Linked DNA regions of Homo sapiens: region 2 is linked to region 1. Evidence: read pairs that join two places in POLR2A ChIA-PET (ENCODE). Cell type or tissue: Panc1. All regions are shown on one strand. Links, peaks and the distances in the headings refer to the core of each region. The heading gives the core; the rest is flanking DNA.

The links. Peaks named below come from ENCODE experiments on the same cell type or tissue, not always from the same donor. Only the 100,000 strongest peaks of a DNase experiment are listed, where the experiment ranks them.
Region 2: POLR2A ChIA-PET joins it to region 1 with 12 read pairs; 2 of 35 experiments call an interaction of 5 or more read pairs at or near these places.

What each region holds. Positions count from the first base shown.
Region 1 is chr2:186,626,622-186,632,870 of GRCh38, reverse strand. ITGAV (integrin subunit alpha V) reads right to left here. Exons shown (of 30, transcript NM_002210.5): 5 at 2,013-2,074. Among named protein-coding and RNA genes, the nearest start is that of ITGAV, 40 kb to the right of the region's middle. In Panc1, for the core only: no CTCF peak of the experiment used is centred there; no DNase peak of the experiment used is centred there.
Region 2 is chr2:186,510,216-186,521,549 of GRCh38, reverse strand. LOC124907920 reads right to left here and starts at 469. Exons shown (of 1, transcript XM_047446761.1): 1 at 1-469. The coding sequence starts at 373. In Panc1, for the core only: no CTCF peak of the experiment used is centred there; no DNase peak of the experiment used is centred there; H3K27ac peaks cover 480 bases.

The DNA of each region.
Region 1 (6,249 bases), core at 1,239-6,238:
ATTCAATACATGAAAATACACACTTTTGTGGATCTTGGCTGCTTCACATATTTGAAATGAGGACTAATGCGAAGTATTATCAGGTTACAATTTTTTTAAGGCACTTCTTAATTTTGTATATTAAATTTGTGACTATACAGCAAATTTTCTTTCTATAATCATTGAAGAATTTTCTGCTAAAGGAAATATTTTTAGTGTCTCAGATCTAAACAGAAGTGAAGTTGAGAATAAAATTTTCAGGGTGTATTATACATATACAAATTATGCTTGCCTAGCATTTCTTATATTTAACTATCTAAAAGTGTCTAATCCTAGGTATATTGTGTTTCAGCACAATATTTTAGAAATCTCTTCTTGCTGGAGGTAAGATAAATTTTTTTTCCCCTCCAAATGTACATATAGCCCTTCCAAGCTTTCAATAGACAATCTTTTGCCTTGGCTACGTAAAAGAACTTCTAAGTCATCTGCCCTAAAAAGACACCCTTTTCTCAGAAATGTGTTTAAGAAAGTGAATACCTAATTTAGCAATGACTTTCACAGTATGAGAGTACTTCTGGGGTTATGGTTGTATAGGCATCAATACAGAAAAGATGGACATTATATATTTTAAAAATATATAATACCTATTTGGAAATGTATCATACAAGTTTAAACCTAACATTTATTAATATACTTTATCTCTCTTTGGCTTACATTCTGAATTTTGAGTAATATAGTATGAAATTTAGAGTATTAAAAACAAGTTACCTAGTAAGAAGAGTTAACTATAATTATCAGTACCTAGTCTAGAAAAAAAATTAATAAAATACAAATACAGATAAAATAAAATTTTTAAAAAAACATTGAGACTGGGTCTTGCTCTGTTGCCCAGGCTGGAATGCAGTGGCATGAACATGGCTCAATGCAGCCTCACTCACTGCAGTTCAAGCAATCCTCATGCCTTAGCCTCCCGAATAGCTAGGACCACAAGCACATGTCACCCATGCCTGGCTAATTTTTAATTCTTTGTAGAGATGGTGTCCCACTATGTTGCTCAGGCTGGTCTCCTGGGCTACAGTGATCCTCCTACCTCAGCCTCCCAAAGTGCTGGGACTACAGGCATGAGCCACTGCACCCAGCCTACAAATTTTTAAAAAATAAGAAAATGCTTTATTAGTTCTTATGCATCATATTATTTCAATTTCAGTTGTTTTCATACATTTAAGGCACTCCTCTTTGCTCACATTTCTAAGAAAGCGTACATATAAGCTTTCTAAGGAAGGTCTACATATAATCCATCAACATAGTTTTTAGACTTCTCTAGAAAGAATATTCTCAATTTGATATTCAAAATGTGCATACTCCCCCACCACCAAAATAAATAAACACACAAAAGAAAAGTAAATAAAGAAAAGTACTTCAGAAAATTTACCTTTGAACATTTAAATGGAAGTCTTATTTTCAAAAAATAGATTAAAAATATCAATTCTGAAGAGAATATTAATTTAGTTAAAAATACATAGAGCCCTGCCTATGAGATTTCTTACAATTATTACACATTACATAAGTGAAGTCAGCTTCACTTAGTGCCTATAGGCACATAATAGATGGCAAACATACATGTTTCCCAGCTTTTATGTAACTCTAATTTTGTAATAAAGCTCTCATTGATAGCTTTTGTAAGAAAAACAACTTTAATTAAAAATAGAAAACTTTAATATGCTATAAATTCATATAACTGGAAATTTTAATATTAAGTCATAATAGTTACCTATCATTTACTGAGGAGAGTGTCTACTTTCCTCCATTCCCAGAGTGATGGGGGATGTCTCCCTATTTCAAATAAGCAATGTTTACTAGGGAGGGAATAATATAAGACAAAGAATGTCAAAATGAATGGATCGTTTTATTAACTGTTTTCATTAAAGAGCTAACAGCTGTAAAGGAGTTGAGGTATTGACCAGTTTATTTTTAACCACAGTCTAGTCAATAAGGTAGATGTGAATCTCATTCAGTCTTAAATAAGAACTTACTTTAGTAAAATCAATGCTGAATCCTCCTTGACAAAATCCCTGTCCATCAGCATCAATATCTTCTAAAATAAAAAGATTGGAAATATACACAAACCCAAAAACAAACAACACAAAACAAAACATGAGAAAATCTGATATCACTAGAATCATAAGATAATGTACCAATTTTTGAGAGTGGTCATTCACTCGGGCACTTAGTTATTACCACATTCCAAGAGAGTATGCATGTTTATCAGCACCATTTACTCAGATACGGAAACGAAGATTAAATACCTGAACCAGTCACCAGAGAACAAAGAAACCAACTAAAATGATAAATTTTAAACCCTTTAGTTAACCACAATCCACAAAAAGATTATAATTTATATCACAACCCAACACCCATTGTGTGTATAAAATATATAGATACAACTTAAAATCTTACCAAACAATATTTGTATTATTATATAGAATACTCTCTGACATTTTCTATTTTATTTCATTCTTTTTTTTTTTTAGAAAAACTATAGTGGTTTTGACCCACTACACTGATTTCATAAAACACTAACAAGTTGTGATCTGCAAGTTAAAAATTCCAATATGAAATTCCTCTGTCTTCCTATTACCCTAAGATTGCTAGGTCTTCGCTAAGACCTTTGTTATTATGAATAGCAGCAAACAGATACATACATTATAGAGCCAACAACAGAGATGAATAACATAGCTCAGAATTTCAGGAAATGGACAGACCAGAACTTAATGCTCTTCAAAAAGTAAAATATAAAGCTATCCTCCCACGTTTAGTACGGAGATCTAATTAAAGTAACCATCTTTAAATGATACTTTCAAGTATTTTCCAACCATAGTAGGCTCAATAGTTGTACTCTTTTGTAGTTGTTCCCTTTTTAGTTGTTCTCATAGAAAGGGATTAATTCTGAACAATTAGCCAATTAATTTAAATTAATTTTAATCATGAGCAATACAGTACCTAGAACACATGTAAGGATGAATCTGAACACTTTCCCCTTATTTTACTTTGAGGATAACAGAGAACAATGGAAAACACTATCCTTCAGTTATCAAAGACTCACTGTGGCCAATGTTACAAATACATTAAAGCTGTACTGTTACTTTGTTTGCCACCCAAATACAGGAACCAAAAATATCTGTTTTCAGTCACAAGGACAAACTTCTAAGAACTTCTGCTAAATAATCCCATCAGAAATTTTGAACCCATTTTTAAAGCCTGGAAACTGCCCAAAGATTACACACTTAATATCTAAATTTTTTTAAAGTTTTTTTTTTTTGAAAGAAAATAGCCTCAAGAGTATAATGCTAAACCAATGTAAATTTTTCTAACCAAGAGGGAGTGGGAAAATGTGGGGCAGGGGTTTCCAGCATCCAGTGAATCAGACTAAGGAATTCTGCTCTAACCTCAAGTTAGAGCAAGTCGGCTATTTATTTCCTTTATTCAAGTTGCATCTGGGGAACTATTTCAAGCTATTTATAAAGACATCCTTTTTTTGATTATCATACTGTACAATTATCTGCTTTATTTGGTTTCCCAGAGTATCCAGCTAAAAACCATGACTGTCTCTTAAAATTTTCTTAACAGGTATATATTAAACTGAGTGCTTTTGCCAATTTAAAGACTTCATGTTGAATATAAACTATTTTGATGCAGGCTCTGGTACTTATTCCTGCAGATGGTTAATACTTCTCCCATTTGTTAAGTCTGGTAATTATATTACAAATAGTAATATTATTGATTCTGACAGTAAGATCAGCTAGGGTTTATTAAGCCTTTACTCTGAGTCAGGTATTATGCTAAAGCATTTTACATGACATTAACTTTTTAAGTCTTTATACCAATCCTATAAGAGATACTATTATTACTCAATAATTTGTACAGATAGGGAAACTGATGCTTAGGGAAATTAGGTAACTTGACCATGGCCAACCAGCTAGTAAATAAGAGAGTAGGACCTGAACCCAGGTGTGTCTATAACACTACACTGTACTGTTTCAAATCAATAATATCTTTATCATTCCCTGAGTAATGACAAAAGGAAAGGAAAAGCCAACTAGAAATCATTACTGAGAAAAATCTATGTTCAAATAATATTAGCATCAGAAAGCAGACAGAAGGAACAAAAGTGGCTAGGCAATTTAGAACAGAAGAACATCTGGTCTACTGCATAATGTCCTTTGTCATTACTCAGGAAATGATAAGTATATTGTTGATTTGACATAGTGCAGTGTAGTGGTGTAGACACATGTGGTGTCAGGTCTATACTCTCTTATTTACTAGCTGGTTAGCCACGGTCAAGTTACTTAATTTCCCCAAGTAATTTTGCTTTTTTGTTGTTTGAGGTTGTTTTTTATGCTCTTCTCCTAAGGTCTGAGGTTTTATCATGCAGTTATGAAAAGCTGAAAGCAAATGTAATCAGTAATAAGGTAAGTTAGTGACAGACAGTGAAGTTCCTTGTCCACGGTGTCCATATAAGTCAGGTTAAAAACAGAACAAACCAATTAACCAAACTAACTAACCAACAACAACAACAACAAAAACTCAAAAGCAAACAAATAAATAAAATAACCCACAAGACAAGCAAAGTTATTAAAAAGTTAGCAGTGTAGTCTTACAAAACAGACATCATCTCATAAAACCAATTATTCGTTTGCATAATTTATTGAAGTATGAAACAGATAAAAAACACTGAATTTATACCTCAGAAGTTTTTTGTGTGAATTGGTGTTTTACCAATGATGAAACAAAGGCCCAGAGTGGTTAGGTGAATTACCCATAGCTATAGGTGGATTGTCAGCACAAAGTCAGAATATAACCCAGGTTCTCAGACTTCCGCTCCTGAGTCTTCTTCTCTGAACAAGATGCCCCTCACAATTTAGGCCTATTATAGGTGGCTTAACATTTCAAAGGTTGAATCAAAAAGCATGTACAATAATCAAGGGTTACTGAAAGTGTCAGGCCTATTAGAAACAAAGGCATGCACTTTGCTTTTCTGTTTTTTGAGACTGTTCTTTAAGCTTTTCCTAAGATTTGAGGTTTTATTATTTAGATTAGGGTTCAGCAAACTTTTTCTGTAAAAAGCCGAACAGTAAATATTTTAGGCTCAGGAGCCACACAGTGTGGCAACTCAACTCTCACAACTGTACTAGATGATTATAGATAACACATCAACAAATGGGTGTGGCTGTATTCCAATAAAACTTTATTCACAAAAAGAGGCCCACAAGCCACAGTTCATTGACCTGATTTGGATGTTAAATACCTTAGAAAATATGGCTTTAAATGACTTTATAATTTCTGTGCCTAAACCAAATAAAAGCATTCTGTGAACAAGGGAATCATTGTTAGAACGCATGTTTTCAGGAGAGTTCCATGTATTCTTACATATCAGGAATTATCCAAACCTAGGTCATGAAAGCAGGAGGTATTCTTTGTAGAAAAGCTGTGCTTAATACAGAAGCAACTGAAATGGAAAACATTTTCTATTGTGAATAATGTAGAGGAAAGGTTCTTTTGGAATAGAACAACTTGGGTTTAAATCCTCATTTGACCATTCAGAACATCAACACTGACTTACTCTATATGTATCCTGAAAACAGTGAAAGTAGGTCATAGCAGCTACTTCTCTACACGTACTTGATGCTCCAGAGTGGGTGGCTTGCTCCTTTTGCTTACTCCTGCTTTCTTGCACCTCTTTCTGCCTAGAATATCCCCACTCTCAACCCCATGAGATGTGGAAATAAGATTGCTTCAACTATGTGAACCTCAGTTCCCACATGCATCAAATGAAAATAAGAGTGTACTGCGTGTGTGTGTACATCATATAATTAATAAGTAACAAACTTGGCAAACAAGGGTTAACTCATTCTTCGTAGCTATAAAATTATCTTTTCAAATAGGAACATTTTTGCAATATAGAAATTAAAAATACAAATTTAATCTTCAGATTCTCTACATACCACCGAAGATGACAGTACCATAACCAAAATACCAACATAAAGATGGCAGTACAGATGGCATCCAAGCACTGAGGATAAAGCCTCAATTTCCCTCATCCTGTGCAGTGTATGCTTTCTAACCTGATTTTTTCTCTTTCCTAACACACAATACAGATCTGAGTAGGTATCACTCTTTTAATGTTCACTTCCCACTTATAACAGGTAGGATCAAAGTGTTGGGCTAAGAAAATAAGTGTTTATTGAAATAATCTGCAGTTTCCTGTAGGTT
Region 2 (11,334 bases), core at 3,600-8,599, 110 kb after region 1:
TATCTCTTTCTTTTCCCCACATTTCCCCCTTCTTTTCGACAAAACCACCGTTGTCATCATGGCTCGTTCTCGATGGTCGCTCTCTTCGGAGCTGCTGGGTACACCTGCAGACACTGTTGATACAGTCTTCAAAGCTGCAAGCAGCATGTTCTCTGGAGTTTGTGTCACCTTTGTGTTCTCTAGGCTTTTTTTTAGCTAACTGTGTCAGCTTCTTTAATTGTGCCCATGTCGGCGGCTCCGCCTTCTTGGTGGATGGCAACTTCATCTGTTCTTCTGACATCACCATTCTGTTCATCTTGTGAGCCGATGGTGCTCGACTGCGGTGTCTCTGTCTCCGTGGAGGTGCTTTTCTTTGCATCTCCGACGGGTTCATTGTAGAACTTCAAATGTCACAAGGCTGACTGTAGACGTACTCGGGAATCTCGTCGACTTGTCCTCAATGATCATGCTCGAGCATACCTTCAACCTAGAGAAAAGCACCCACGTTGGGCACCAGATGAAGGGGTGGCCTGCCCCTCCACACCTGTGGGTGTTTCCAGTCGGGTGGGACGAGAGACTGAGAAAAGAAAGAGACACAAAGTATAGAGAAAGAAAAGTGGGCCCAGGGGACCGGCGCTCAGCATACGGAGGACCCGTGCCACCAAGAATTCAGATTATTTGCCAACATTGTGAAATGAATTCATGCAGTTGTGAGAATATGCAAAATGTAGAATTTATTACTCATCAATGCAAGCAATTTTTTCCAGGTTGGCACTGGGCCTTTCAAATGTAAAACTGATAATTTTTAATATGGTCACACGAAGCTTGTTATTTCAGTGATAAGCTGTGGAGAGTTGATAGTTGACTCTAGCTAAAATCTTGCCAGACACTATGTTGTTTGACATTAGCTAAATGATTATACCAATGATGTGTTCAGGGCTTGAGGCAAAACAAAATGTCATCTTATTATTTTCCTTGAATTTCTAGAGCTTAGTTTTTAAAGTTTAGATTTTGAACAAGTTGTCATTTAAAAATGTTTTCCCTGTTTTTACAGTAGTCTTCAGTATGTGGACAAGTAAATGAACCAAGGAAACAAAAGTGGTCAAACGTGTCTCAATATTTCTTGAGCTCTAATATCCAATTTAAAGCAATAGTTTTAATCTGAACACCTGAAAATAAAAATGAGACATAATGATATATCTGTATCTTTTCTGAGGTCATCCACTGAATATTTCAGCTCCTATAAAGTTCTATAGGGTTTTAAATGATTTGTTAGTAGTTACTGTGGCTTCAACATAAAAGCAACATATTTAGGGGAATCACTTTAAACAGTGAAGTCAAAGGAAACATGTATTACAACAAAAACACTCTTTATGCAATTCAATAGACCTCTTTATTAATTTCTCCTACAGTTCTTGACGTTTATATTACATCTGTTATTTTAGTGAGATTTTAATATTTCATACTCCATTCATATATAAAGAATTTCTACTCAAATGCTTAAAGTATCATTCATGTTGGCCATTAAAAAAGAATCTTATTAGAAAAATCAGATTATTCTTTTCAGGTTGTCTTAAACCTTAAGTTTCTCAATATTAGCAAAGCTATTTCTGTCAAAAGTAGAGTAATGTTGATTAAAAACATAAGCTACCTGGGTAAACATGAGGATCTAGCTGTGAGGAATTAGCTGGGGGTTCTGTAGTACTCAATGCCTATTTTAGAAAAAGGATCCAATCAATAACCTCAACTGCTAGGTTAAGGAACAAAAGCAAATTAAACCCCATGTAAGCAGAAGAAAAGAAATAAAGATCAGAGGGGAAATCAGTGAAACAGCAAATTTATAGAGAAAAATCAGTGAAACCATAAGCTGGTTCTTTGGGTTGATCGAAAGTTGACAATTACTTTTGCACCAACCTATATAAATTTCAAGCTTTAACAGCAGAAGGGTCAATTTCTATGTTTAATCAAAAATAACTGTCTATGGGACTATTGAGCTGGTTTCAACAGCATTATCCTGATACAAAAACTACAGATTAATTCATCAATTATGAACATAGAAACAAGTACGCTAAGTTTTATCAAATCAAATCCAACAATATATAAAAAGAAAATGTATCAGGATCAAGTGGGGTTTATCCTAGGAATTCAGGCTGTTTTCACCATATTAATAAGTTTTTAAAAAAGCCATTTGATCATCTCAGTAGATTGAGAAAAAGATTTGACAAAATCCAAAATCCATTCTTGATTAAAACAAAATACAAAGCAACCCCCCACTAAGTCTCAGTAAACTAGGAACAGAAAAAAAACTTCCTCAGTGCATTTATGATATACAGCTAACGTCATTACTTAATCATGCAAGACTGAATGCTTTCCACTTAAGATCACAAACAAGGCAAGAATGTTTGCTCTCATCACCAGCACAGTACGGCAGAATTTGACCAACTTTTTCTGTCAGTCTCTGTGGCAACTACACAACTCTGCCATTGTAGCATGAAAGCAGGTATAGACAGTGCATAAAGAATAAAACTGTCTATAAGTTCGCTGACTCATGCAATAACATAAGACAAAGAAATAAAATGTATTCAGATTGGAAAGAAAGAAAATCATCTTCATTTACAGAGGAGTTTGTCTATGTAGAAGACAATGTTGTGAAATCAACAAAAAAGCTACTAGAATAAGTGAGTTTAGCAAGGTAGCATGATAAAATTAAAATGCAAAAGTCAGCTGTATTTCTATATACTAACAACAAACAATTGTGAACTGAAATTTAAAAAACCATTTATTGCTGAAGTGATTTTAAAAGACCTAAATACATGAATATACATATGGGTCAGAAGGCTCAATATTAACATTGAGACATTGTATTAGTCCGTTTTCATACTGCTATAAAGAACTGCCTCAGACTGGGTAATTTATAAAGGAGAGATTTAATTGACTCACAGTTCAGCAAGGCTTGGGGGCCTTAGGAAACTTACAATTCTGGCAGACGGCAAAGGGGAAACCTTCTTCACAGGGCGGCAGGAAGGAGAAGTGCCCAGTGATGAGGGAAGGGCCCCTTATAAAACCACCAGAGCTCACGAGAACTCACTCACTATCACAAGAACAGCATGGAGGAAACTGCCCCATTATTCAATTACCTCCATCTGTTCTCTCCCTTGACACGTGGGGATTATGGAGATTACAATTCAAGATGAGATTTTGGGTGGCAACACAGCCAAACTACATCAGATGTCAACTCCATAAATCTGATCTACAGATTTAATGCAAACTCAATAAAAATTCCTGCAGTTTCTTTTGGTAGAAATCAATAGCTGATTCTAAAATGTACACTGAAATGCAAAGAATCCAGAATAGCCAAAGTCACTCTGAAAAAGATTAAGAAAGTTGAGGACTCATTCTGTCAGATTTCAAGACTTAATTATTATAAGGTTGTAGCCATTAAGACAGTATGGTGTTAGTGTAAAGATGGACAAATAGAAAAATGAATCAAAACAGAATTAAAAAAACAAAGCACCATTGACTGATAATCAGTTGGTTTTTGACAAAGGTGCAAAGATAATGTAGGATAGTCCTTTCAACAAATGGTTCTAGAACAATTGGATTTTTACCACAAGGAAAAAAGTGAACTTTGATCCAAACTTTGATTACATACAAAATTTAACCCCAATGGATTACAGATCTAAATTAAAACTGACCACATCCACTGAGGGTGTGGAACAATTGGAACTTTTTTTGACACAGGGTCTCACTCTGTTGCTCAGGCTGGAGTGCAGTGGTGCAATCTTGTCTCACTGCAATCTCCACCTCCTAATTCAATTGCTGTGCCTCAGCCCCACCCGGAGTAGCTGGGATTACAGGTGCACCACCACACTTGGCTAATTTTTTGTATTTTTGGTAGAGATGGGGTTTTGCCATGTTGGCCAGGCGGGTCTCGAACTCCTGGCTTCATGTGATCCACTCACCTTGGCCTCCCAAAGTGCTGAGATTACAGGCGTGAGCCACTGCACCCAGCCTGGAACTCTTACAAACTGCCACTGGGAATATAAAATAGCACAACCACTTTGTAGAACACTAGAAATTTCTTAAAAACTTAAAACATATGAATCAGACATTCCACTCCTGTAATTTACCCAAAAGAAATGAAACCATATGTTCATACAAAGATTTGTATGTGAATATTCATATTAACTTTATTTGTAGTAGCTCCAAATTGGAAACAACACAAGTCCATCAACAAGTGAATGGACAGTGTCAGATCCATACAAAATACTACTACTAAGCAATTTACAGGAATGTACTGATATCTGCAATAACATAGATACATCTCCAAATAATTATGCTGAGTAGAAGTAAAATGAAAAGTACATATTATATGATTCCATTTATATAAAATCATTAAAAAACTATAAACTAATCTATGGTGACCAGTGCTTGTCTGGAGTTGGTGGGTGGTTGGTGTTTGGGGAGGAAAGGATTACAAAGGAGCATCTTTTGGGAGGGATGAATATGTAGATTATATCTTGTTACGATTTCACAATAAATATATTTGTCAAACACCAAATTGTACACTTTGAATATGTATAGTTTATTGTGTCAAATATACCTTAAAGCTGTTTAAAAAGTTTAGTAAAGATCTATGAAAAGCTATTTTGTTTCACCAGAGGAATTAATCAAACATATCTCTCAATTTACCTCTTTGAAATTTGGTTTTACACTTTTAGATGTTAATAAGTCACTATATAAGCTCCCATTTTGAAAAAGAAAAATATATTTCACTTAAAACTGTGGCCAAAATTTCCATGTAAAAACCATTGCAAAACAAATCCAAAATATTGTTCTGTTTCTCATAGAGGGCTCATTCTCATTTCTACAGTCAAGTATGTTGATGCTCATTTACTTATGCAATTAAGCCAGATATAAAAATGTAGGTGCAAGTATAAACCTGTTAGCCGCCCTTAAGTTTGTTATCTAGGCCTCTGAAATCCTATTGGCTCACTTTAATATTTTTCCTATGCTTTTACTGTTTGCCTCTGGACAAGTTCTGGCAGTGAATTTTATGTTTGGTCTTCTGATCTTCAACTATCAAAGGGAAGAGATGAAAAAGATGGACAATCTTTTCAAAACTGTTAGCAGTAGGCAATTCTGTTTAAGAATGAGCAGTAATACATTACATTATACATTTAAGAATCTTATTGAAACCTTAAAAAAATTATATTTTTATTTGACTTCCAATAAACTAGTTAGCGTTCTAGGCAGCATACAAAGTTTCTGTTAAATTTTAATGGGTGTTATTTCTAATAAAAACTATGTAAATATAGATAAAATAGAGACAAGCTTAAGATGACTGACCACAAAATACTATTTTTAAATGCTAACAGGTTAAATCCATTCAGGAAAACTTAAATTCTACTTTTGCTGTTTCTTACTCCCTGAATGGCACTTTTTTTGCTGGGGGCAGGGAGTAGCAGTAGATAGTTGCCATTGTCTCTACCTCCTCATACTAATTCTTTTTAATTAAAATGTCCAGTAATGCTCTGAAAATCATTTTTGGAACATTTAACTATTCAGTAAAAAGATTAAAAATGACTTAATAAGTATACTTTTCTAAATGTAATAAAAATTATATTCTACACTGTACTTTCATAGCACTTCTAGTTTAACATGAAAAATTTCAGGGTGCTTGCTGAAATGACAAAGCACTTTGGTATGGCTATCCTATGCTAAAATTCTTTCCTTTGAAAATTCAAACTCAGTATTTCTAAAAAATCAGCAAAAGAAGTACACTATCTGGTATTCTCTCTTCAACAGAAGTTCACCTTATTTAATCTTGTATTTCTTCGTATAATTGTACAGATTACATAATCAAACTGGGGGGGGGGATGACATCTGAACAAGGAATATTTGGCTCTTAATTTTTAGGATTTTATTGTAGTTTATCCCTTATTAGCGATAGTTGATTGAAATTAATTGCCAAATGCCTCTCTGGTGAGTCATATTCCGCAATTTTGAAATAGGGAGGTCAGCTAACTCTGTGTGGAAGGGAACTGTGCTACCTTTTAAAAGTGTTATATTTTACATTAATGCATTCAGAGTGATTTAAAAGGCATTCAACATGATTATTCAATATCAAGAATATTTTGTTATCTCTAGCTATAGAAGTCTTTGAGATTCTCCCTTTCTTTTACATGCACATGACACTCACATGTAAAGAGTGAAAAGTACATTTATGTACTTGCCCAGAAGAAACCTTTGATTTTGTGCAAATGGATTATCAAGAGAACTGATTCTTTAAATGATATTCACTTGTTCCTTGCATTCCTGTATTTTTAGATAGTATTATTTTTGTACAGTAGCATGCTGTATATGAACACAGAGGTATATAATCATTAGCATGCTATAGAACTATGTTACTGTGAATCCCCCCACAGCCTTTTAAACATTATGAGGTGGTAGTTCACTTTTTCTCATCTTCTTATAGACAACTCATATGTGTTAATACTTCTGTCTCTTCTAATATTGATTCTGCTTTCGTTTTTTTAATAAAGGGTAAACCTTCACCCTTTATACAAATTTTTTTTTTTTTTTTTTTTTTTTGAGACGGAGTCTCGCTCTGTCGCCCAGGCCGGACTGCGGACTGCAGTGGCGCAATCTCGGCTCACTGCAAGCTCCACTTCCTGGGTTCACGCCATTCTCCTGCCTCAGCCTCCCGAGTAGCTGGGACTACAGGCGCCCGCCACCGCGCCCGGCTAATTTTTTGTATTTTTAGTAGAGACGGGGTTTCACCTTGTTAGCCAGGATGGTCTCGATCTCCTGACCTCATGATCCACCCGCCTCGGCCTCCCAAAGTGCTGGGATTACAGGCGTGAGCCAGGGCGCCCGGCCAAATTTTTTTTTTTTCTTTTTTTTTGAGATGGAGTCTCACACTGTCACCCAGGCTGGAGTGCAGTGATGCAATCATGGCTCACTGCAACCTCGAACTCTTGGGCTCAAGCAATCCCAAAGTGCTGGGATTACAGGCATGTGCCACTGCATTGGCTTCACCTATCATACCATTTGGATTGTTATACATGTCATCAATCAACAACTACCTAATAAACCTGCCAATTAAATAATTCTTAGTTGTTATCCCTAATGTGAATTAAATATATACAAATATTTAAATATAATAATTAAAGAGAACTATTTGCTGCCAAAAACCTTCTTGGAAGAGAGAACAGGGGTGGGAGTGGTGTGGGTGTCAAGGTATAGATGGAATCTCCTGTACATAAGGCATATCATACATCTAAGAGTCCTTAAAAGCTGCATTTTAGATAGTTGAGGCTTTGCCCTTCCATTTAGAAGGTTGCTCTGGGAAAAAGTATTAAAAAAGACCAAGTAATTTAAAAATGGCCATGATTAGCTTGAACTTGATTATATACTTCTTCTTAGTCCTAGTTTTTCTTAAAACTAGACTGAAGATATCAGTGGTATCTGACAGGCTGACGATATCAGTGATTAAGTTTCTTCCCTACAGGTGTAGAAATAGGTCTGGAGTGTAAAATAATAATTAACCACAAATATACACAATTATCTATTCAATCAAAAAAAATTTTTTTTAAGTAAATTAAAATTTTTCTTTTCCTTCTAAGGTGAGTCATTAGTGCAATAAGTGTAGGAATAGATAATAATTCCAAACATATCTGAAGAAAATGGTCCATGGAGTGAATCACCAATGTAGTTAATTAGTCTGTATACAACTGACAATGTATCTCCACAAATTATCTAGTTTTTCAATGAAATATTCTCAAAATCAATTTATCAAAGAAGATTTAATCATCCCCTTCCCTGCTTTTTTTTAAAGAGATAAGGTCTCAACTATGTGCCCAGGTTGGAGTGCAGTGGCTGGTCACAGATGCAATCACAGTGCACTGCAGGCTCAAACTCCTGGGACCAAGTGATCCTCCCGCCTTTGAATCCAGAATACCTGGAACTACAAGCACATGTGATTGCACCTGGCAGATTTAGTTACTAAAATTTTTACTTTCAGTACCTATTCAGCACCGTGTAAAAATTCAGGAATGAAGATTCCTAACACATTGGATTCTACTTCTCATGCATTACATTTCTCTTTTAAGTGAAATATGTCCAATATATACAATAATGCACAATCATGAAGTGATCCATATAATTACTATATTATATACTATACTTCTAACTTGAGAGGTTTTAAATACTTTTAATTATAAATTCTTTGATATATTTCCATACATGCTGTAAAAACAAGGTAATTCAAAATACGTAATCATCAGTTAAATATGGTAACATAAAAAAATTCTTAAGTCATATTGATGATCTTTGTCACTGAAATATACAGTTTCCTAAGACTTAGATAAAAATATAGTTTAAAGGAGTCACAGGTGAAATGAAACACATTTGGAATGAAGCTGATATACGGTCCTTTGAAAACACCCTAGAGATTAATTGGCAAAAAAAAGTAGTTAGTATTTCATTGTCTTTTGGTTTATAATATAAGGCTAACTACATAGGAATCAGGAAACTAAGTCCTGATGCTTAAGTCCCATAAGGACTAGTTAATTTTACATGTATCTGTTTGAAAACCAGATCAGCTGTAACAGAAATGTATGCCTCTGGGGACTGAGTACAAAATAACCACCTTTGTCTGAAAAATGTCCATCATATTATCTTCACAAAGAAAATCTTTATTAAAAAAAAAACTCACTCAATGAAACTGAATGTAAAATACTGGAAAGTCTAATTGAAAAGGCATCTTTGTTAATGGTCAGGAACTTACTAGTTCTGCCTTATATAGTTGTGATTTTCTCATTCTAACATGTATACTCAAATCAGGCTGAGACCATGTCTTAAACTGTCATATAGTTCATGCAATCTATAGTGCCCAATACAAGTGCTGTACATGTGGCAAAGCACACAATATTAATGAAATTAATGAAAACGAATCTCCTTTTCTTTCGACATTAACAAAGAGTAACAATCAAAAAATACAACATTAAAAGGAGAAAATGTGAAAATACATTTTGTACTATTATTTCATTTGGGTTTGTTTCTAAAGTACTATAAAATTTTGCAGATGTTGTCAGATTCTAGTTAGAGTTCAGCTTCTCGTAATTTCTACTAATTGAAAAGTAAAGTGTTATCTTTATTCTCAGAGAACACCTATCATCAGTAAGATATATGCTTAAAAATAGAGACAAAAACCCAAAACACAAGATTTTGGGAGTTTATCCTCTCATCTGGTATGCCTTGAAACGAATTTATTACAACATATACCTGAGTTCATATGATATGAATGGTGTGCTAAGTACCTAGAAGCATTAACATAATATTGTATGTGGATATATATATGTATCAGCATCACAGTCTTATACTTAGGTAGAAATCTCTTCTGTGATTCTGAAAGTTCTTTATACAAAGTTAACTACCCAGAACAAGAAGAGAACTCATATAATAATTCTACTAATTATCTGTATGAACGTCTGCCGTAAGTTCCCTTTGTCCACTTTATGTGTTAAAACCTGATAGATGCAATGCTTTCTCAATGATCTGATCCTGTAATCTCACTGCTATCACATTCTGAATCACTTAACGGTCAGCGCTGAATAATACACATTAGAAATATATTGTACCATTATACAATTTATATCAGTCCATTTATATCAGTATGATGGGCTTACAGCATCTGATATACCATCTGTGCAAAAATAAGGTAAAATTCACAATGTAACTTCAGTCATGCACCGCTTAACTAAGGGATATGTTCTGAGAAACACATTGTTAGGTGATTTCAGTTGTGTGAACATCATAGTTACATAAACCTAGATGGTAAAGCCTACCATCTACCACTATATGAAATATATGAAATAACCTATTTTCCTAGGCTGCAAACCTGTACAGCATGTTACTGTACTGAATACTGCAGGCAATTATGACACAATGGTATTTGTGCATCTAAACATAGAAAAGGTAAGGTAAAAATACAGGTACTATAATCTTATGGGACCCCTTTGTATATGTAGTTCAGAGGCAACTGAAACTTCGTTACGTGACACATGACTGTATTTTAAATTTAGAAAGATTCTGGCAAACATGGGATCACTATAGGCTGTAATGGTTATTTATATATAAATGGGTTTGGAAAAGTAGAGCCAATTTCAGATTAACTGTACCAATACTGAGTAACTATACTGAGAATACAAAAATTATTTCTTTAAACCTCTGAAATGTACTATAATTTTAGAAGCAGATTTATTTTTGTACTTTGATTGTCTCAGATTAAAATACTTTTGCATTCTCTGTGCACGTATTGTCTTAATAATGGAAGAAATTTCAGGGCAAGGTAGAGGAAGGCCACCCAGTAATTAAAGACTTGCAGGTATAAAAAATTACCTCCACATTGAACCATTTTGCTTTATATCTATACACTTACTAAAAAACACCTTGACTTTTGAGATCACATTATTTGCTGTAAGATAATACTGTTTTAAACACACCTAAAGTCTTTCAGCATCCTTTTGTTTATATGGCCCTACTTTATATACAGGATAAAAAAAAAAGCCCCCAAACTTAAGGTCGAAAGCAAGGGTGTCCAATCTTTTGACTTCCCTGGGCCACACTGGAAGAACTGTCTTGGGCCACACATAAAATATACTAACACTAGCGATAGCTGAGATTAAAAAAAAAATTGCAAAAAAAAAATATCTCATGTTTTAATTAAGTTTACAAATTTGTGTTGGGCCACATTCAAAGTCATTCTGGGTGGTATGTGGCACACGGGCCTCAGGTTGGAAAAGCTTGGTCTGAAGTAAATGAATTCTAACTTTTATTTATAAGATAAATTCTTAGAAAATGTTTTAGATGACTTCAAAATAGAAAAAAGGTTTAAGCTCTTTAGACTATTCTGAAAATGTTTCATTATTAAATAATGCAGTAAGTACCATTTAAACTTTCACAAAAAAATGGAACAAATCTTTCATGAATAAACTTTAAAACTCAAGCTTTTTAAAAAAATATATAAAGTATATATAGGAAGTATTTAAGTACACTTTCATTGTAGCTGGAAATAAACTTGGCTCCTGATGTTCTATATTTAAAAACTGTCAGTTGTATAGTACTAGTACTAAACAGCTAGGAAGTCAATTTCTTTATCAACTTTGATGTTATCATTTGACAAGATTTGCAATCATAAATTTCTTAGGCTTTACAACTTAGAAGTACGTTAGTGATCATTCAGTCTTTTTTTTTTTTTTTTGAGATAGAGTCTTGCTCTGTCGCCCAGGCTGGAGTGCAGTGGCATGATCTTGGCTCACTGCAACCTCTGCCTCCTGGGTTCAGGCGATT